Linked DNA regions of Mus musculus: regions 1 and 2 are each linked to region 3. A link is a loop called in an ENCODE intact Hi-C map of the cell type or tissue named here. Cell type or tissue: gastrocnemius. All regions are shown on one strand. Each heading gives the region's core, and the rest is flanking DNA. Links, peaks and the distances in the headings are about the cores only.

What was found. Hi-C counts contacts between places; a loop is a spot of excess contacts. Peaks named below come from ENCODE experiments on the same cell type or tissue, not always from the same donor. Only the 100,000 strongest peaks of a DNase experiment are listed, where the experiment ranks them.
Region 1: a loop joins it to region 3, with 8 times the contacts of the local background. A loop is called at or near these places in 32 of 42 quality-filtered maps.
Region 2: it touches region 3 in a loop (3-fold over the local background); 37 of 42 quality-filtered maps call a loop at or near these places.

The regions. Positions count from the first base shown.
Region 1 is chr3:68,051,601-68,058,812 of GRCm38, reverse strand. Iqschfp (Iqcj and Schip1 fusion protein) reads right to left here. Exons shown (of 11, transcript NM_001113419.2): 4 at 3,415-3,550. Iqcj (IQ motif containing J) reads right to left here. Exons shown (of 4, transcript NM_177585.3): 4 at 2,220-3,550. The coding sequence ends at 3,373. Among named protein-coding and RNA genes, the nearest start is that of Schip1, 9.6 kb to the left of the region's middle. In gastrocnemius, for the core only: a CTCF peak has its summit at 5,056 (motif pointing right); DNase peaks (open chromatin) are centred at 4,044 and 5,055.
Region 2 is chr3:68,041,837-68,049,048 of GRCm38, reverse strand. It overlaps Iqschfp (Iqcj and Schip1 fusion protein), which reads right to left. Exons shown (of 11, transcript NM_001113419.2): 3 at 1,731-1,811. It overlaps Iqcj (IQ motif containing J), which reads right to left. Exons shown (of 4, transcript NM_177585.3): 3 at 1,731-1,811. Among named protein-coding and RNA genes, the nearest start is that of Schip1, 19 kb to the left of the region's middle. In gastrocnemius, for the core only: a CTCF peak has its summit at 3,055 (motif pointing right); DNase peaks (open chromatin) are centred at 2,456 and 3,052.
Region 3 is chr3:67,622,166-67,629,377 of GRCm38, reverse strand. No RefSeq gene overlaps it. Among named protein-coding and RNA genes, the nearest start is that of Mfsd1, 43 kb to the right of the region's middle. In gastrocnemius, for the core only: no CTCF peak of the experiment used is centred there; a DNase peak (open chromatin) is centred at 4,514.

The DNA.
Region 1 (7,212 bases), core at 3,749-6,248, 430 kb before region 3:
TTTCATTCAGTGTTTAGAGCTATCAAACTGTAGTCTTACAAATGCACTAGCTGATTGCTGCCCCTCCTCCTTGAGCATGCCTGAATGAAGGCTTGCTTTCAAGCTGTGTGAAATGATGGAAGACAGAAGTGGGCAAGCTCTGGTCCGGTGTGTAACCCAAGGGTGGCTACTCATCTTTCAAATTTCATTTCCATTGTCTGTAAAATGGAGATAATAATTGTGCCTCCTTCTCGTGGACACTGAGAGGACTGAATGAGGTAACCCCTGAGAAGTGTTAGCCAAGAGCCAGGCATGTGACAAATCTTCAGTTCTTCTTAAGGGGGAGTTGAGAGCTCATGCTCAAACACGCCCGCTGTTCCATATTTTAAAGCAGACACATTCTGGGCTCTATATTAATCACTGTGTTCTGCCAAAACAGTGAGCAGAAGCACCCAGAAGAGCCATTCTCAAGTCAGTGAGAGGATTCAGTTTGGATCAAGGAACTGGTTCCCTATGGGATGCACATCTGGGACAGGCAGTAACTGAAGCTATGACCGTGTGTGGGTGGAGAACAGCTGATCTAGCTCCAGAGACAACACAGGCAGTCAAGGAAACTGGACAGGGTCTAGGCAGTTACAACAAGAGGTTCAGCAAACTACAAGAGGAGCACAAGTCAGGCCTAGGGACTCTCCCGGAGGGCTTGTGCTGAAGGTTTGAAGAAATAAAGAAAGGATAATACGATGTGCCTGGCGGTTTGTAGCACCAAAGCTCTCAATGGTTTTGTTGGTCATTTGTAGAACCTGCTGCCTTTAAGACAGGAGCATCCTGTGCCTTGCGTAAACTTGAGCCAACTCACAGTGGGCAGGGAAACCAAGCCTCCGAAACAGGGCCTTCTGAGAGCGGTAGAGGGCTGTGTGCTTGACAGGTTGCTCAGAGTAAATCATACTAATTTTCTACTTTGTCTTTATGTGGGCTGCAAGCCCCAAAAGATGTAAAGATAAGTTTCTGTAAGGGGTCTTGCTGCAGTGATGAGTGATGACCATGGAATATAGAAGAACATTTATCCAGTTATATTGACTTCAACCCACTAAGCACAGGTTTGTGTTGTTGTTTTTTTTTTTGTTTGTTTGTTTGTTTGTTTGTTTTTTTAACATTGTGCCTTGTAGGATAGGGCTATAGCTCAGTGGTAGAATACTTGTAGACCTACATAGGCTTGATGCCCAGCACTGAGAGAATACAATTAAGTCTTGGATATTTGCCTATCTGACACCCTGGAGGCTTGGAAACAGTTCAATATCTAATATTGCTTATGTCTTACATTTTGTGTGTGTCTTATTTTGTACAGTTGCTGTCACATGATTGTCACCGCTAATATCAAAGTCATCGATATGATCAATGGCCCCTATTAGAACTCTGATCAGGCTCTGCTTGCTTTCTGATAGCAGATTGCAATAATGACTTTTTGAAAGATTTGTTTGACTCTTATATTTTGCACAAGTTTAAAGATTTCTTTGTCCCTCAACCCACAGAGCTAGACTACACTAGAGTGACTATCGGGTCGGATACACCTTATGAAAAAGCCAGTTGACAGGGAGAAGTTTGGACAATGCAAGCTCCTCTATTAGAAAAAGATTCAGGGAACTCAGGAGATTGGGTGGTTTAGAGGACTCAGCACCAGGGGCGGATACAAATAAACTGGACGAGCCACAGCCCAGGAGAACAATCATTTACTCAAGTGTTTACCCAAAACACTTGAGGTGATAGGGTTGAAGGAGCAGGGCGGAAGAGGCTAGGATACATTCTAAGATGTCAACAACTCTCAAAGACTGAAGAACACTAACGCGCACACAGTGGGTCACCCGACTCAGCGCGGCAGCTACTTGCCCTGAATTGGGACCTTTAGAGCAGCAGTTCTCGACCTTCCGCATGCTGCGACCCTTTAATTCAGTTCCTCATGTTGTGGTGACCCCCTATCATAAACGTAGTTTCGTTGTTACTTCATAACTGATTTTGTTACTGTAAATATTTTTTGGAGCTAGAGGGTTGCTAGAGGGGTCGCGACCCACAAATTGAGAAGCACGCTAGAATACAGGGGCAGTTTGAATCTAAATCCCTAACTCACAGACAAAAACGGTTTCTGAAATAGAGTTTCATAGACTCTTCACAATCATTTCATTGCATTTTCTATTGACATTCACAGCAAAGGCATCCTAAGAGCTCAATTTTCACTTTCTTTTTTACTTATAAACCAAGCACCGCCCAGCATTTTCCAATGTGGTTCACAAGCGCCCTCTAGTGACCGGGAGGCCAGTAACAGGGATCCCTTTCTCCAAATGACCAAATGTTGGGTCGATTAAACAGATCTGCCGTTTTTTACTTTCACAGCTATAAAACTAGCTTTTTCTTTCTTCTAAAAACTAACTAAACTAACAACAACAACAACAATAACAACAACAACAAATCAACTCACATCTACATTAAAATATTAGGCAATAATGCCAAGCCATGCAGACTTCTGCACACATTTCAAAGAAAGTAACTTTTGCCATATCTCATCATATGCCTGAGAAAGTATGACAGCAAATTATAAAAAGAATATTTTTTAATAATATACTTTGCATGGTTACCTCTTCCTAACTTTTTATCATTTCTATGACTATTTACAAATAAATGATCGCAATGGCGAAACGCGCTGATTTAACAGAGCCTAATGATGATTCCCCCACCAGCGCCCCCACCCACCCCCACCCCCACACCACACAAAGCACAGGCTTGTAGCAGATGCGTTAATTCCATAACCCCATTCTGGAGAACTCAAACGGGTGGCCAATTTCAGTATGCAAAACCATATGTTTCCCTTTCAAAACTTCTTAATGGTTGTCATCACTTAAAACTCTGGACGTCAGGAGAACTGCACTTGCCAGCGTCTGTCCTGCCTGTACAGGTGCGGCAGGTTCCCCCAAGCCCTATCAGGAGTCCTTTCAGGAGGGGTCTGTGCAACCCATTTAGCCACACTCAATCCATTTCAGCAATTTCAGTCTGTGATCAACTTCAATTTTTCCTGCCAAAAGTTCTCTTTCTAATCCTAATAACGAAGATGACTTTCCAACCAGACAAGCATCACATAAGCACATGCCAGAGAAAACACACCAGAAGAAATGGGGGGTGGGGCGCACCCACCTCAGGGATAGAGAAGCAACGTCGCACAGAATCCCCACTCTGTGGACGCATTGAGTTCATTTTTGTATCATGAATCTTGTCTTAGTTCTACCACGCCAAGAGCCTCACTGTGGGCTCCCATGCAGCAAATAAGCACCCCTCCACACACACACACACCCCATCACAAACCATCTCAAGATCTTTTCTGGGAACCAGAGCCTGGGCTAACAATACTCAGTGCAAGACAGTCCAAGCAAGCGGCCGGGAGACACTCACGGGTGTGCTGCTGTCGGAGAAGGTGTTCATGCTGACAGAGCTGCTCAGCTTGTCTGAAGAGACAGAAGGTGGGGATGGGCTCCGCTTCTCCAGGGGGTCCTGCCTCTGCAAGTACTCTCGCCATGCTCGCTGGATGCTGCAGAAAAACCCAGCAATATGTCACGGCCAGCCATCACCCACACACTCCGAAGGGCACGGGGGCGGGGACTGGTTTAGAGATAGAGAAACTGTAAGCTAGATTGTGCTCGAAAGAAAAGCGCTTGGGTTTTAGCTCCATTTTGGCCACCAAGACTGGATTTTAAACATGAAACAAAATAGAGCAAAACAACAAAACCAATTGGATTGCCTTTCTCAGACTTAACTCGGCTAACTCAGCCTTAAAAAACAAATTTAGTAGGGGAAGAAAGAACCCACATCAGTCAAAGTCAAAACTGGCTTGTACACTGATTTTTTTCTGTGCGTATGTTTTAATTTCTCATCTTTGAGAAAAATGGACAGGTGGACGATTACATATTTATTCATCCAATGCAAGATTTTAGAGGTTCCATGGGTAGGCTCTGGACAGGGACCACAGAGCACATTTCCGGGATTCCACTCACACAGACCTCAAGGGGAGGGGGGTGTGGCATTCTCAACACTGAGCAATGTGTCTGCATGGCCAGATGCTGTGGTCTGGTGGCCCTGATTTGGCGGACAAGACCACAAGGACATTATAGTCATTTACTTAACATACTGTAGAAGGGACACAGGTAATAAACGCCCAAAAGTGTCCTGTGCTAAATAAGACAGTAAAGTAACAGATAATTAGGGGGCATTTTGTTTTGTTTGATTTTTGGTTTTTGTTTGTTTTTTTTTTTTTTTTTTTTTTTGTTTTTTTTTGTTTTTTTTTTTTGGCTTTTTGGTTGTTTGTTTTGGCTTTTGTTTTTGTTTTGAGACAGGGTTTCTCTGTGTAGCTCTGGTTACCCTGGAACTCACTTAGTAAACCAGGCTGGCCTTGAACTCAGAGATCTGCCTGCCTCTGTGTCCTGAGACTAAAGGCATACATTTCTACACTAGGCTTTTTTTTGTTTGGGGTTTTGTTGGTTTTTGTTTTTGAAGCTGTGGTTAATATCAGGAAAATAAAAAAAACAAAAACCTTTCTAATAATAGAAACTGTAAGACAAGGGCTGTCAACATACAGCCTGGTCCTTCCTTGCACAGCTGCTGACCCTTTCTAGTGATAATTGCTCACTGTTTTATTGCCTGCTTCTTGAACAAAATGTACCCTCACAGATTTTTCCTTGGGTTTAAGGTTTTAAACATAATTTTAAATTCCTGCAGATGGCTTTTGGCCTCATTGTTCCCTCTAGGGCATCCTTTATTAGAGAGCTGAAAACTTTTGGATATTTGTGAATCACATGATCTGACGTTCAGAGGTGGGGGTCTTCCAGAACTCAGTTAACACTTCAGGAGCACTCTGGATAAACCTGGTCATTTAGGTCTCAAAAAATGTTCTACTTAAAAATAAACTGAGAGTTTATAAGACTCTAAGGCATTCTTCTCTACCATTTGTTCCAAGCAAGCAAACAAACAAAAAATTACCTTTATCATTCAGAAAATAAAATGTACCAGTTGAAGCTCATTGCACTTTAGCATGTGGAACACTAGGGGGCGGTGTAACTCTTTAGTGATTCAAACAATGTGGAACAAACCCAAAATAAGGAACTTGGTTAAACATCCCCCTTCCCTCTTAGATTTTTGGAACCCAGAGGGCAACATACTAATTATTCTCACATCAAAGATTAAGAAAGCAGAGTTAATTTTTTTGAGTGAACAGATATATCCTTTCATTGAAAAATACTATAGCAACATTTACCGTCTTTTGAATTATATGACTATACACAGTAAAGTATTTCATTTTAAAATTTGTATTAAAACATTTCTACACCATCTTAATTTCTTAACACACATTATTTTTGAACACCTGATGTATGGATATTGTGCACATCAGAAACAATTATATGTAGTTGAAAGTGTATTCTTTATCTTAATCATTAAAGTTTTAAAGTCTACATTGAAATCTTACTTCAGAGGTTAAAAACAACGAGCAACACATGGCATTGTATACTATTATACCAAATTATGACATTTTAAAAATGGTCTCTGGGCCTGAGAGAAGTGTTTTTATCCAACACTACTCATTGACATTAAACTATACCACCAGCATGGCCTTCAAACAGTTGTGTGTTCTAATATTAGCATAGTTAGTACCATCTGCAATTGCTGGAGGAGAGGATGAGAAGAGAACCCAGATACTTCTCACCCACGAGTCACAGGCACCACTTTTTCATGGTAACTTTACTATAATTCCAACTAGGGAGTCTCTCCTTATGGATGCAAAGTACGGTGTGGAGGGGCTGCCTTGACGTTGACATTTTTATGTTTAAAATTAAGCAGTGACATCACATAATGTATTTAGAATTGGTTGAAATCAAGGAGTACATAACGTTTACTCTGACATTGCTGGTAACAGAGGCTGAACATCCTATGAAATCACGTTTTGGCTCTCAGTTTTTATTTCTCCCGTCTCGGGTGATTTTTCTGCTTCTGCCCTTAGTTGGTTTATTTTCATCTGTTTTAGAGCAGGGGCTGATAGTGGCTGTCATCCTGTCACCAGATAGCCTGATACCTGTGAGTAGGAGAAGCTTCCACAGGAGGGCTGAGATGCTCAGGGAAGGTTTGGGGTCGTTTGGGGCTTTGAATTGGGTCTTAGAGGGTGGATTAGAGTTGACAGCAAAGACATGAAAAGAGAATAGATATCAGACAGGAGGCTCTGGCGAAGGTGGTGAAGCTAAGAGGCTGTGAGGACAGCTCCCTCACAGGTTATAGTTTGGACAACTTGGGTCTTAATTCTGTAACACTCTTTTCATTCGGAAGACAGAGTTCTTCTGATATGTGGCACATAGGAAGCCAGGAGTCCAACACAGAGAAGTGCTCCCTCATGACGGTATGAAACACAGAAAACAAGCCCATCACACTATGTCATCTTCCCAGCAAGTCCAATTTCCTCCCATGGAACCAAAAGTCCTAGAGCAATGATCACCTACATATATACATCACTGTCATGGTAGTTCCTGTACGACGATGAGTAGCTCATTAACAAATGTATTTTCCTAATATCATGTTCTAGAAATAGCTTGAAGAAGAAGTTGTATCTCACAAGAAAGTGTGTTTGGCATGATAGATGTTCTTGCCCAGTTTTACTTCTCATTAGCTGTGGCCTTAAGCAAAATGCTAAACAGTCTGGCCTACATTTTGCTCTTTCACAATAAGAGCATAATAATAAATTCTTTCTAATTGTTTCAAGAGGTCAACTGATGAGATATGCACATACACACCATTTAGCCTGACACTTGACAAACAGAGCAGGTCTTGATAGCTATTATTATCACTTAAGAAAACAAAAGACATAACAAACACTTTCAGGTTATGTGCAAATCACGTATAGATGGTCTATTCTGGGCTCCTGAAAATACCACAGGCTTTGCTTTGAGGACAAGATAGGCATATAAATATGTTTGGAAAAAATACATTTGTGTAGCAAGTATACTAGGCTAAACATTTTTCTCTGATGCTCTCCTGGAAAGGTCATTAAGATTCTATAGAACGGACCCAAGGAGCTGAAAGGGGTTTGCAGCCCCATAGGAAGAACAACAATATGAACTAACCAGTACCTCAGAGTTCCCAGGGACTAAACCACCAAACAAAGAAAACACATGGAGGGACCCATGGCTCCAACTGCATATGTAGAAGAGGATG
Region 2 (7,212 bases), core at 1,694-4,193, 420 kb before region 3:
TCTCTTTGTCTCTCTCTGTCTCTCTCTCTCTCTCTCTCTCTCTCTGTGTGTGTGTGTGTGTGTGTGTGTGTGTGTGTGTGTGTAAGGGATATGAGCAACATGCCCAGGGAGTTAAGAATTTAATAACCAGATTAGACAGGACTCACTGAGCTGGAGTGAACTCTGATAGGACTCAAATTCCATTATTGGGCAAGATGAAGTTCTCTGCCCCATCCCCCTCCAGTAACTGGAAATGGGGTTCAGAGCTATTACGAGAGATAAAAAGCATTCATTTATACTTCACTGAGCTGAGACTCCTCCATCAAACCAGCAAACATGAAGTCATAAAGCCCCAGCTCTCTCCGCTGGCTGGACTCACAAACCCAGAGAGCTGATTTGTCTTCGATTCTTCTTCTTCTCAGTACCCATTCCTCTGTTTTGATTGGAGATGATTTTTTTTAAAGGATCAGGCATTTTCCTAACTTAATTCTTCCATGAAGCACTCTCCGTTTCCCCACACAGCAGAGTCCCTATGCAGTACCTTTTCATTTAACAGGACTCATCTGAATGAAATTCCTAATAACTCAGCAACCTGTGCCTGCACTTCAACATGTTCTGCAGTGAAAGTGACACTTGCTTGCAGAAAGCAATTCAACAGGCAGAGTCATTCCAGCCAGGATGTGAGGCACAGATCTTCCTAGCAGGGTACCTGGTCAGTTCAGAAACTGTCTGGGCTTATCATGAAGGGGAGGCCGGATGCTCACACTGTGATGTGTATGGTGGGCACAGACTTGGAGTGATGCGGATGGCTATTTTCTTCCCTCAGCAGGACATTATAACCCAGAGGTGGCGTATTGTTCAAAGCCGCTCACCCTCAGCCACCCTTCTTCAGAGTGACTTCTTTGAGCTTCTCCACAAATGATCTGTGTTTCTCAAGTTCAGACATATTGAAACTCTGCAGGTGTTCAAATATCTTAGAGTTTTAATGGGACTTGGGAGGAGAGGGAGGAAGAAGGAGAACTGTGTACACCAACATTGGCAATTCTTATTTGTGCCTCTGAGGGAGACGCGGAATAGGGAAGAATCCCAGAATGAGTGTGAATGGAACACTCTGGGTACTACACAGGGGGATCTGAAGCTCCTTTCTCTACCTAAAAATACCTTTTAAGGGTTGATAACTTGCTCTCCAGTAGGATTTGCTTCACTTTGGGGCTCACCAGCTTCGTTTTATTAATGTTGCGGTATAGTTATCACTAATTTATTATGATAGTCAGGTATAACAGAAAGTGGGGGGGGAGGGTCATGTGGGTCTTTCTTGGGTGGGGCTATGCAGAAGCACCACCCACTTCGTGGGGGCAGGAAAGATAAAGGGTCATTTCCCCCAGCACTGGAGGTGGGGATGGAAATAGGAAGAAAGAAGGGCTTTACAAATTGTGTGCATGCATGCAAGGCGATGTCTCCAACGGTGAGATGACAAAATGAAGGCTGATACAAAGACTCCTGCTAGCCTTGAAAGGAAAAACAGAAACAGTAAGCTGGAATTCCATAAAATCCATCCAACCATGGCCAGTAATGGGAGGTGTGGGCCAAAGCTACATTTGCTGCTGTTTCGACCCTGGCTGGACCCGTGGCACACAAATGTGAAATAAAGAAATGTGTGACTCTGTACTGCCACACTGCTCCAGGTTTGTTCACAAGCACCCAAGGCACATGCCTGGACAACTAACCTCCGGAACTTTGTGACAACTTACATTTTCACCTTTGATTCCAAGGGCTGTAGGCTGAGGGGATAGTTCTCAATGTTATTCTCCACATCCATGGCCAGCTGGTGACTAGAAAGAGAAAGAATGTATCTATGTAGTTCAGTCCGGAAAGCCATTGCTCACAGGGATAATTCTTTTAACTGAGACAGTTTTGAAAAGAGTGATGTTGATTGATTAACAAAAATCCTAATTAAATTTTTTTTTTTTTTTTTGTGGTAAGGAACCTGGCTCTGTAAACAAATCTTTGCCTTCTCCGCTGTTTTCTACCCATCTCTGCTACTCAAGTGCTAAAGCTTGAAAATTGACCCTTTTGGATAAATAAAGAGGTAATGTGGGCACTTCCCACAGGGTTAGACCCACAGAAAACAGTACTCACCTAGCGGTGACTGCATAGCTCCAGTGAACTTGTTTTAACCCCTTACTTTCTTTTCCTTCTTATTTCTACCCCTTATCCATCCTCAAAGATACCACTGCCAAGGCCCTTCCCCCTTTCATCCCGTAAGCTGTTTCTGAGCTCACAATCACCAGGACCACAGCTTCTTGCAGACATGGTCCCTCCCTGGGTGCTTACGGCTCAATATGGACGCTATCCTTGGCTAGGTTTTGAAGAGTGGATAAGAAAGTGAGAATGAAGCGCCTACTGCAGACAGCGCCACCCCTGGGCAGATGGTCATGGATATATAAGGATGGTACCTGACCGTGAGCCTGGAAATAAGCCAGGAAACAGCATTCCTCCAGTTCTAGGTTCTCTGCTTCAGTCCCCGCATCTAGGTTTTTGCCTTCCTGATTTCCCTCAGTGATGGTTGGTTAACTATGAGTTGCAAGGAACCCTTCCCCCACTCCCCACCCTCTAAGTTGGTTTTAGTCACTGCTGTATCACAGCAATGGAAAATCAAACTAGGACTTCAGTCGTAGAATGCATAGTGCGTACAAGGGATGTACATGGTTGGACCAAAAAACGTAGGTCATACTTTGATATCAATTCTTGTGTGTCTATGTTTTGTTAAAGGCAAGTGGTAACCTACCAAGCTGTAACAAGCTACCAGTGTATGGGGACCTCCAGTTCGAAAGCCAACACTTCAGGGAAGCAAAGGATTTAGAGCAGGGGGTTCAGAGGGATGTTTAAGACTGACGCAGGGATGAGATGGGAATGTGAGGTAGCTACACAAATTTATGTGAATCATGACTGAGAGAGCAGGAAAGAACAGACACACACGAAGAGGAAGAGGAGGAAACTATCCTAGAGCTACCCCACTACTTTCCTTCACGCCAGTGAGAAAACCTGACAAGGCAGATATTCTATATGACCACTAGGTGGTGCCATGAGCCCAAAGTAGCTCCGCTGTTGCTCAGCCTGATTGTTGATGAGTAAGAAACATTTTTTTTTCTTTCTTATTCTGTGGCATTGGTATTCAGAATTTGCTGTCAATTCTTTATTATTCAGTCATTTGTGGGCCAGAAATAACTCAAAGAATGTGGTTAAAATGGTGAGAACACCAACAATAGCTCATCTTCTTTCAGTCTAGAAGGTGTGTGTTACAAGTGTGTGTGTATGTGTATATATATGTGTGTGTGTGTATATGTGTGTGTGTGTGTATGTGTGTGTATATATATATAATTGTGTGTGTGTGTGTGATTGATTATTAAACAGGAAACACAATGGATCCAACCCAGAGTAGGTGAGCATACAAAACTCACTTCATGACCATGCAATCTTATAGCACAGTAGTCTTATAACAACGGTGTTTTAAAGTTAAAGTCTATTAAGCATACCATTAATTACAAATTAACAAATTGTCAAAGAATGCCTGCAATGCAGGCAATTATCACTTGCAATAATCAAAGGCAACAACAGCAATATTTTAATAAAGAAAATACATGACCTAATTTGGTCATATAACTTATACATTACCAACAAACTATAAATGACAAACATCTATTGGCTTAAACTGTCTAGTGACAGGGCAACTCGTCAATAATTTCCTGTGGCTCATCAAGTCACTATATATTATCAGCACAGTGGTGGAACATAGAATGCCAAGTCTCCTGTCAGAGATAGCGAGAGACTAGCTCAATAATTACAACTAAGAAAGGCACCTAGACTAAGGTATTACTTAAGTTAATGTGTAATTACCATAAATAATAGACTCCCAAGAAGTCTTCTAATTAATAGCATTACTAACTACTTGTCTCTGGTCTTGGACACTTGCCAAGCTCTATTGTGATTCTGTGTGTGTGTGTGTGTGTGTGTGTGTGCACGTGTGTGTGTGTGCGCGCGTGTGTATGCGCACACACACACACATGTATGTAAATGCCCTTAACTGGCTTTATAGTGTGGAGTTGTAGCTTCCCTGCCCTTCACACCAACTGTCTACCACAAAATGCCGGTTGAGTGTTTGGGATAAATGTAATGTTCCAAAGGGGAATAACCAATCAACTGCTATGACACGACGATCACTTAACTTACAGTCATTGTGAATTGCGGAGGTGATTTACATCGCCACCCAAGTCAGCTACAGCTGTAACGAAATGCCTCATCTGCTCACTCAAAGCACCCCAGGTTTTTCAATCAAACTCTGACAGTTCTCAAGGGCAGAGTCCTGCCTGGAAGCAAACCAGGAAAAATTTCCAGCAATCTATGCAAATGTACGAAGAAATCCATTTAAATGTTGAGTCTGGCGCCCGTAGCATTTGCTTCTCTCTGTCCCTGACAACTAGGAAAGAGATGGTTTCATTTGAAACTCTTCCCTGCATGGGAGGACTTGTGCCTGTCTATGTGCTTTGAAGAGAGCCAATTCCCATCCCTAGAGTATTCCACCCTCACAGGAGAACACACCAAACTGCAAGACAGGCAGGTCATTCACAGCTGTTTTTAGCTGTTCTGAGTCTCTGGATGGCACAAGGGAACGATTACACTGGTGTTGGGACTGGGGGAACAAGCCCACACATACTTCACTGCTGCTCACGTCTCCCTGAGAGCCCAGAGCTGGGGAATTAACATGGTGGTGGTAGTAAGAGATTTGATATGGAGCTGTGGTCAATTAGAAAGGGAGAAAAAAACTTTTGGAGTTCATTTCCTACATTTAAATCAATAATGAAAAATGGATGTAGCCAGGTTGACTAAGTGTATGGGCTGAACATCAGAGAGGCACTGCCTCCTCAGAGAATGGGGCTGCTTGGGAGTTTGCTGAGAAACTGCAGACTGGGATGCGCCTACGCACATCCTCACCCCAGATCCCCCTCAGAACCACTTGAAGGGAGCTCTTAGATGCTGCTTCCAGGGTTCCAGATTCTATTTGTCTGCAGTGGGGCTTGAGCCAGGACATTTTCCATAAGCTCTCTCTCTCTCTCTCTCTCTCTCTCTCTCTCTCTCTCTCTCTAGGCAAAAGAAGTATGATGTAGCCCTAATGTCATTACTAGAAGAAAATTCTTTCTAGGATGAGCTAAAATCTTTACTGTTTACATATAGCCAGTGAAAGTGCTGGTAAGAAAAGATTTTTTTTTTAAATATAAGGTTTTTTTTTTCAACTAATCAAGGAAACTTGGACATTTTAGGGTTGGCATGTGGCTCAGCTGTTAAAAATGCTGCCTGCTTGACCTGCTACCACGGAGCCTAGAAATCAGATCCCAGCACTCATGGGACAAACCTAGAGTCTGAGCATGTGTGTAACCTCAGATGCAATGTTCTGGAGAAAGCAAGAGCTCTGGGGCCCTTACACTTCCATCCCAGCTAAGAAAACATGGGTCTCAGGTCTCAGGAGAGATGCTATCGCAAAGGAATAGATAGATAGATAGGAACCTCTTGTTCCCATTCAACGGTAACGAAGACAGTACCTATTTCCCCTTTCTCTGCCCCCAAACCGTCCCTCCCAAGCACTTGGAAATTTCCATTCTACTTCTCCACTTTCATATGATCAACTATTTTAAATTACACAGATGATGATCTAAAGAGTTCCTTCAGTATCCGGATTGCTTATTCATGCAATTTCTCCAAACTTATCCATATTATAACTAATGACGGGATTTTATGCTTCTGTAGATGCATAATATTCCATTCTGTCTGTGTGCCACATTTTCTTTATCTATCCACTGCCCCTGGGGCTGTCTCTATGTCATGGTGATTCTGAGTCATGCTGCAGCCTACAGGAGAGTACAACATCTCTTGACAGACTGTTTTCAGTTCCCTTGGATATATCTTGTAATGGGAATTCTAGGTCATAAGGAAATTCTACTTTTTAAAAACTCCATGGTATTTTCATAGTGAATAAGTTTCTGCATTCTTATTTACTTATATTATGAGACCAGGCATAACAATAATGCCCTAACTCAAATGTGTGTGTAACTCAGAATCTTCATCTAATCAACAGTGAGACACTGTCCTTCAGTAGATGACATGGCAAGGCCGTACACCACAGACATGGAAAAACCTGAGATGCCCTGTCCAAACACCCACCCACATGGGAAGGGAAGGGGGCTGACAGTGAAGGTGTCATATGTCCTGGGTTATCTCTTTTTACATCATCAGGGACGTGGGTGGTTAAATGATGGATCCTGATTCACAAAGCAAGGGAAAGAGAGAAAGAGAACTCGCACCTCAGGTGTTCCATTTATAGGGATGTTTTCCACATCCTGGGTGTTTTCACCTCTTCTCTCCTAAGGCACTCCTTGTACCTGTCACCTCATTTCTTAACAAAAATGTCTGCGCCGGGCGTGGTGGCGCACGCCTTTAATCCCAGCACTCGGGAGGCAGAGGCAGGCGTATTTCTGAGTTCGAGGCCAGCCTGGTCTACAAAGTGAGCTCCAGGACAGCCAGGGCTATACAGAGAAACCCTGTCTCGAAAAACCAAAAAAAAAAAAAAAAAAAAAAAAAAAAAAAAAATGTCTGCTCTGGCGTGGTGCAGGCTGGCATTTCAAAATGGTTGTCATCTGTTTCAATAACATGGCTGCTTCTGTAAACCCTGTTCACTAATCCATGTTCTGCTTTCTGGAACAGAGGAGGAACTTATAGCTGCTCCTTAGCGACCATCCATTGTGTTCCTTCTGAGACTCGTTTTTATCCTCCCAAGCTACTCGGGCTTACTTCTTTGTAGTAGTGTATGTGCTTTGAGAGCTCTCATGGTTGTCATTACCTACTTTTGTATTCTCAGGAATACTAACATTCTTTCCTAGTGCCCAGAACCATGCAAGACTCCCCATGCCTGTTGCCAGTTCATGAGGACTCAGCTGGTGGTTGTTGACATGAGGGCTCGGGAGGCCTCCAGACCCAGCTTTCACTGTCAACTTCACACACCAGCTGAGGATAAGTAACTTGGAGAAATTACTGAAACCTCCTTTATCTGCAAAAAGGTCAGAACCCTGCCTAAATCAAAGGTCACATCAGAGTTGAACGAAAAATTATGTGCTAACCCTTAGCAATATAGACTCCACTGTAAGTCCCAGCATAGGATGGCTACATTCTCTTCCTTTGTCT
Region 3 (7,212 bases), core at 2,974-5,473:
ATACCCAAACATTAGATGGATCTTGGGGAATCTTGTGGAATAGTTGAGTAAGGACTGAGGGACCTGGAGAGGATAAGGATTCCATAAGAAGAATAACGTAGTCAACTAACCTGGACCCTTGGAGGCCTGCAGAGACTGAACCACCAACCAAAGAGCAGACATGGGCTGGACCTAGGCCCTCCACACATAGCAGAAGTGCAGCTTGGTCTTCATGTGGGTTCCCCAACAACTGGAGCAGGGGTTGTCCCTGAGACTGTTGCCTGCCTGTGGATCCCATTCACCCAACTGGGCTGCCTAATCTGGCCTCAATGGGAGAGGATGTACCTGGTCCAATAGTGACTTGATGTGCCAAGGTGAGTTGGTACCCTGGAGGGGGCCTCCACCTTCTCAGAGAAGAGGAGGGGGAGAGGGGCTATGAAAGGGGAGGGACAAGGAGGAAGGGGACTGTGATTGGGATGGAAAATTAATTAATTAATGGTAATTAATTAATAGGGATTAATTAATGGTGTTGTAGCCTCACCCATAGGCAGGAGGATTACCAATCTAAGGTCAGCCTGGACCATAAAACAAAACAAAATTAAGAACTTTTATTTCTCAGAAATAAAAATATATATATAAACATTTATATACCACTAACTCAGGAAAGCAAAGTATGAAATAGAAAAAGGTGACATGAATAACTGGGAAGATTTTTAACCTAAAATATATAAAAATCTGGTTCAACAAAAAATCGAGAGATACCAGAATAAGGAAAATTAGAAGACCTTGGAACAGTCACTTCTACCCAAAAACTCTGGGTCAGGATATGCAGGAGCCTTTGAAACAATTTATGAGAAGGGGTGACCCCTTGATGGATGGATGACTTTAAAGCCAGGCTGAGGACAAAAGCACAAGCTCTGCTCCTTCTGTGTCTTCTCCCCTGGTGCCCTCTGCATCCTCGGGACACTGCATCAGCTGTTACAGACCCACCCGAGGAGCTCACTTCTCTCAATCAGAGCCGTGCAGAAGTCCCTGTGGGGTGTGGCAGACAGCAGAATGTGGACCACTGTTTGCCTAGTCCTATCCCAGAGAGGCTTTCCTTGAGGTAGAGTTTGCTCAGTTTCCCTTAGAGCTGGGCACCCTGCTGCCCTTTGTGGGGACCACCTCAGTAATACACATTGGCTCTCTCTATAGACACGTTGTTCCTCAAGTCCCTCCATCCTCCCCCACCCCAACCCCCCAAAAAAATGATAATGCATATGTCCAGGGCTCTGCTTCCTGAGTGGTCCAAGCTAGAAGAACATCATCTGCCCCACCCTTTCCCTGACAGAGTAAGCCTTCCTACTGGATAGCTTCAGGGGATGCTGCCGTTAGCGTTTGCAGTGCAAGCTACAAGAGATTCTCTCTGCCTTAAGTGAGGCTGGGTGGCGGAAGGGATCCTGGCTCTTTAGGGCCTTGAGCTCTGAAGATGTTCTACTCTCTTGACCTACAGCAAACCAAGCTCTATTTCTTTATACACAACACATAGACACTCGAGCATGGTCTGCTTAAAGATCTTTGATGGTAAAGGAAAAGGAAGAGAAATTTTTCTTGAACATTCTCTCTTAGGGTTCTAAGTCCAGAGACAGTGATGGAGCTTCCTTAACCATGGAATAATGTTGCAGTGTGGTGGTGGTGGTGGTGGTGGTGGTGGTGGTGGTGGTGGTGGTGGTGGTGGTGGTGGTGGTGGTGGTGTTTTGTTTTACATCTTACTCTGAAGCTAAAATTTCTGACTTCCGAGTTAAGTTTAAAATTATCACACACTTCTACAATGGCTCAACAAGAGCATCATGTCTGCCTTTCTGAAGCAGTATCAGCTCCAGAACCATCACTATGACAACACAATATTTCCCATCCATCCCCATGTCTACCCTGACTTGAAACTGCCAGCCATACCACATCCTAGTCAACGGAAAATAAAAGCCCTCAAACTGCAATGTGAACTCACTATAAAAGTGATGTATTCGCTGTGTCAGATTCAGAACAATTAAGATACTGAAACAGAGCCAAGGTACAGAGCAGTCAGGAGCCCACACTGTAAAATACAATACAAAATCGTTTCAAAGCTAGCATACATATCTAACTACAACTCCACATAGACTATGAAAATGGGTAGTAGATCATCACTATGATTTACTTAACAATTTCCTTCAACGATACATTCAGTTGTTGCCCCTGTAGGGCATACACCCCAAGGCACACATCCTGTGGAAACTTGATTCTGTGGTTAATACTGACCCCTACATTTGCTATGCTTCTTCCTACACTTACATATACAGGATAAACTTTAACTTATTTTTTTGTTGGATATTTTATTTATTTGCATTTCAAATGTTATCCTTTTTCCCGGTCTCCTATCCCATCCCCCCTCCCCATGCTTCTATGAGGGTGCTCCCCTACCCACACACACCTGCCTCCCCACCCTGGCATTCCCCTACACTGGGACATCAAGCCTTCACAGGACCAAGGGCCTCTTCTCCCATTGATGCCTGACAAGGCCATCCTCTGCTACATATGCAGCTAGAGCCATGGGTCCCTCCATGTGTACTCTTTGGTTGGTGGTTTAGTCCCTGGGAGCTCGGGGGGGTGGGGGGGGCCTGTTGGTTGATATTGTTGTTCTTCCTATGGTTGCAAACCCATTCAGCTCCTTCAGTCCTTTCCCCAACTTCTCCATTGGGGTCCCCATGCTCAGTTCAATGGTTGGATGAGAGCATCCACATCTGTATTTGTCAGGCTCTGGCAGAGCCTCTCAGGAGACAGCTATATCAGGTTCCTGTCAGCAAGCACTTCTTGGCATCTGCAATAGTGTCTGGGTGTGGTGATTGTATATGGGATGGATCCCCAGGTGGGGCAGTCTCTGGATGGCCTTTCCTTCACAGGTGGGGTAGTCTCTGTTCCACACTTTGTCCACATATTTCCTTTAGACAGAAGGAATTCTGGGCTCAAAATTTTGATATGAGTGGGTGGCCCCATCACCCAAACAGGGGCCTTGCCTATCCTCTAGATATGGTATCTACAGGTTGTCCCTCCCCTTTGTGGGGTACTTCATAGCAGCCTTATTTATAATAGCCAGAAGCTGGAAAGAACCCAGATGTCCTTCAACAGAGGAATGGATACAGAAAATGTGGTACATTTAAAACAATGACTTCATGAAATTCACAGACAAATGGATGGAACTAGAAAATATCACTCTGAGTGAGGTAACCCAGTTACAAAAGAACACACGTGCTATGTACTCACTGATAAGTGGATATTATCCCAAAATCTTGGAATTCCCATGATACAATTCACCAACTATATGAAGCTCAAGAAGAAGGAAGACCAAAGTGTGAATGCTTCAGTCTTTCTTAGAAGGGGGAATAAAATACTCACAGGAGGTAGAGGATGGGAGGAACTTGGGAGGAAGAGAGGAGAGAAAGGGGGAAAGGGTGGGCAGAATCAGGTATGGGAGGAGATGGGGATGATATGCAGAGGGTCAGGAAATTGAACAGAGGTGTGTAGCAATGGGGGATGGGGAACTAGGGGTAGCCACTAGAAAGTCCCATATGCCAGGAAAGCAAGAGCCTCCCAGGACCCAACAGGGATGAGATAAGCTGAACTTTAATTTATAATGAGGCACACAAAGTGACTAATAGCAGTCAGTAATAATAGAACAAAACAACAATAAAAATATAATGAAATCTTGTGCTTTGAGAACATTATTGAATAACATGAGGGTTTCTTTGACACAAGTGCTATCGTACTTCATCTGATAGCCTAAATGACTACCAAGTGACTAGCAGGCAATTAGCTTATGCAGAGTGTATATACCTGACAGAGCTGATTCATGGGACAAAACAGTATAGCAAAAAAATCCGTCACACTACTCTGATGGCACACAATTTAAAACTTAGGAATTGTGCGCTGCTAGAATTTTCTATTTCATACTTTTGGACTGTGGATGACATCATACAACTGTCATCTCAGAAAGTAAGAATGAGGATAAAGGGGAACTACTGTGTTCTGTTTAGTAGCTTCTCTGATTTGAAGTAGTAGTCTGTGGCACATAATGAAGGCAGTACAGACAGTGAGTTGTGTAGTGACTTGCTATTTCTTTACCAAGCCTTGCTTTTTGGGGAGTGGGGGGGGGGGCAATTGTGGTGGAGTTAAAGAGATAAAAGAACATTCCCCTGACGTCTGGTTTTATAAAAAGAAGCCCAAGCTTGCCCTGAATGAGTTGCCCCACAACATATAGTTCTCCTGAACCTTAGACTCTCTGCTGAAAAATGAAGAGAATAATGTGTCCCGTGTTTACCTCCCAGAATATTCTGTACAATAGTCACCCACCATAAAGACCCACTCTCAGCTCACTGTAACTCTGTTTGTATGAAAGCAACATAGTAACGATAGATCCAGACTGATAAGTGAAGGGTTTGTTGGTAGGATTAGGGCAGGGGGGTTGGGGGGCTGAAGGTCCTCAATGGTCATGTCTCTTCTAAGGCCATCATGCTGTAGACAGCCCAAACCCCATTCAGGTTTTCATCCACATGAGGGTGAGGAGTGGGAGGTTGAAAACTATCTGTGGTCTTTATTGCCATCCAGTGGTGAGTTTTCAAAATAACATCAAATTATTTTCTAGTGCATTTGAAACAAAATTAAATACAGATAAAACATTTGTTACATTAATCTACAGTAGAATTAATGACACCCACATCCCTACCACTTAAAAAAAAAAAACCATAAACCAGGTGTGGTGGCACACGCCTTTAATCCCAGCACTCGGGAAGCAGAGGCAAATGGATTTCTGAGTTCGAGGCCAGCCTCGAACTACAAAGTGAGTTCCAGGACAGCCAGGGCTATACAGAGAAACCCTGTCTCGAAAAAACAAAAAAGAAAGAGAGAGAGATTGAGAATAAAAATAAATATATTGATACTCTGTGTGTGTGTGTGTGTACAGATAGATGCATAGGTACATTGATATATAAACAGATAAGCATACACTAATGATTTTTGGAAAACAAAACTTGGTAGAAATAAACACTTCCTGTCTGGGGATGTTCATGACTCTCCAATGAATAGCTTCCTATATGAAAGGGAGGCCTCTGGGGACTACATGTAGCTCAGTGGTGATGGTCAGGCATGGAGTCCTGCTTTCAAACTCTATCACCTCACAAACAGATTTAACAGACAAATGTTTATCTCTACACAAACGAGTGAGTGAGAATCTAGTGGTGTTATCATTATTATTATTATTACTAATTACTTGAAACACTATGCTGGCCTCAAACTCACTATCCTCTGGCTCAGCTTTCTGAATATTATAAACAGCACCTAAGAGTTCTTGGGTGGGGCCAAAGCCAGTGATCTATGCAGAGGGCTGCCCATCAGACTGAGGCCCACAATGTGCTGACGTTCATCAGCAAAGCAGAGGTATTGCTTGGTTGACAAAGTTAGTCACGTGTGTGAAAGGCCAGGTGAGGCAGCACTGAGTCTCTCAGCTTCTCTCTGAGAGCTTGTCACTAATCTCAGATGACAGCTTCTCAAGAAATAACTAAGCATCTGCCAGTACCCTGGCATGAAAGATTACAGGGAACAAAATGAATGAAAAATATGTTTATTTCCCTCTGCAAGCCAAAAAAGCTTTCTTCTTGTTGTCCAGTAGACTTTAAATCCAGTCAGAAGAGTGGTGAACTGTTGGCATCCTGAGGTATAGAGGACCTCCATCTCTCACAATGTCCGGACCCAGTCTTTGCTGTGCCTCCAAGGCCCAGGCCTCACCATGCTGGTCCCCAGCACTCAAGAACTTGAAGGCCCAACTCCTCCTCAGGCTTGTGTCTCACATACAAGGACTCAGTACCTCCTGCCTCAGTAGTGTCTCTCCTTCTGCTCCCTATTCTATGTCCATCCTTGTTGGCTTTTCTGGGGCAGAGATGACTCACCCCTGCATCCTGCAGCAGTCCCTCCTGGTCTGACTGGTTTCTTCATGCTCCAGGACACTATGTCTATGGCATTATCAGTATCTTCTTCAAAATACATCTGTTAGAAAGGGTTTCCCACTAGTCAGGACAAATCAAATGCAGAGATCATTACTGCATTAGTAGAATTACTACAGTTGACTCATGCTGTCTGACGTTTCCAACAGTGTGATATCTGGAAGTTGGGGAGCAGGGTTCTGATAGCAGGGCTCAGTCTGAGAGCAAACATGTGAGAACTGGGAGTCTGTAAAGAATGTCCTAGAGTCTAAAGGCAGAAAGTCTAGAGTGCTGGTGTCCAAGATCAGAAGAGGGGACTTCCAGTTCCAGTGAAGAGGGTGGATTTACCTTCCTCAGCCTTTTGACTGACTGGGCCCTCCACCAATTAGATGGTGCCATATTGGGTAAGGGAGGATCTTCCTCAATCTGATTCAAATGGCAGAATCCTCTGAGGAACTCTCACAGGCAAAATTAAAATAACCATGTTCTATGGGCTCTCTGGGTTTTCCTGCTCAGTCAGATGCACTCGAGAGATGAACCGTCACAGAGCTTATTCCATGACTACCCTGCTTAGGAAAGTCCTTCCTCTCAGACCTGTTGCCGGCTCTACCATCTTCAGCCATGTGGGCCCTCTGTGCTCGCCATCTCTTCTGAATGTCCCTCAGCCTGTCCTTGTGTGGCTCACCTTCTGCTCAGCACCCTTCTGTGTCTTCCTCTCCTGGTAGATCAGCTGCCTATTTTAAGAAACCTTCACTTGGTCCCCTCAGTGACTATATCTTGACATTTTCCATGGCTTTTGTGACCATTTCTCACAAAATACAATTAGCTATTTCTAACCCATTACCCATTTCTAACTTCCCCACAAAGGTACAAGATCCTGGAGAGCAAGGGCTGTGTCTGTGTGCACGTGTGTGTGTATGTGTGTGTGTGTGTGTGTGTGTGTGTGTGTGTGTGTGTGTATGGTACATGTGTGACTGTGTGTCTGAATGTATATGTGTGTGTATGTGAGTGTGAATGTACATGTGTATGTGTGTGTGTGTGTACGCATCAGGGTGTGAGTACATGCACACATTGTGTGTATCCAAATGTGTGTATGTGTGCGGATATATGTGTGTGTGCAGGTGCATGTGTGTGTATGTGTATGTGAATGTTTATGTGTGTGTAAGTATGTGTGCATAAGTACATTGTGTGTGTGTGCAGGTGCATGGGGGTGCAAATGCATACATTGTGTGTGTGTGTGTGT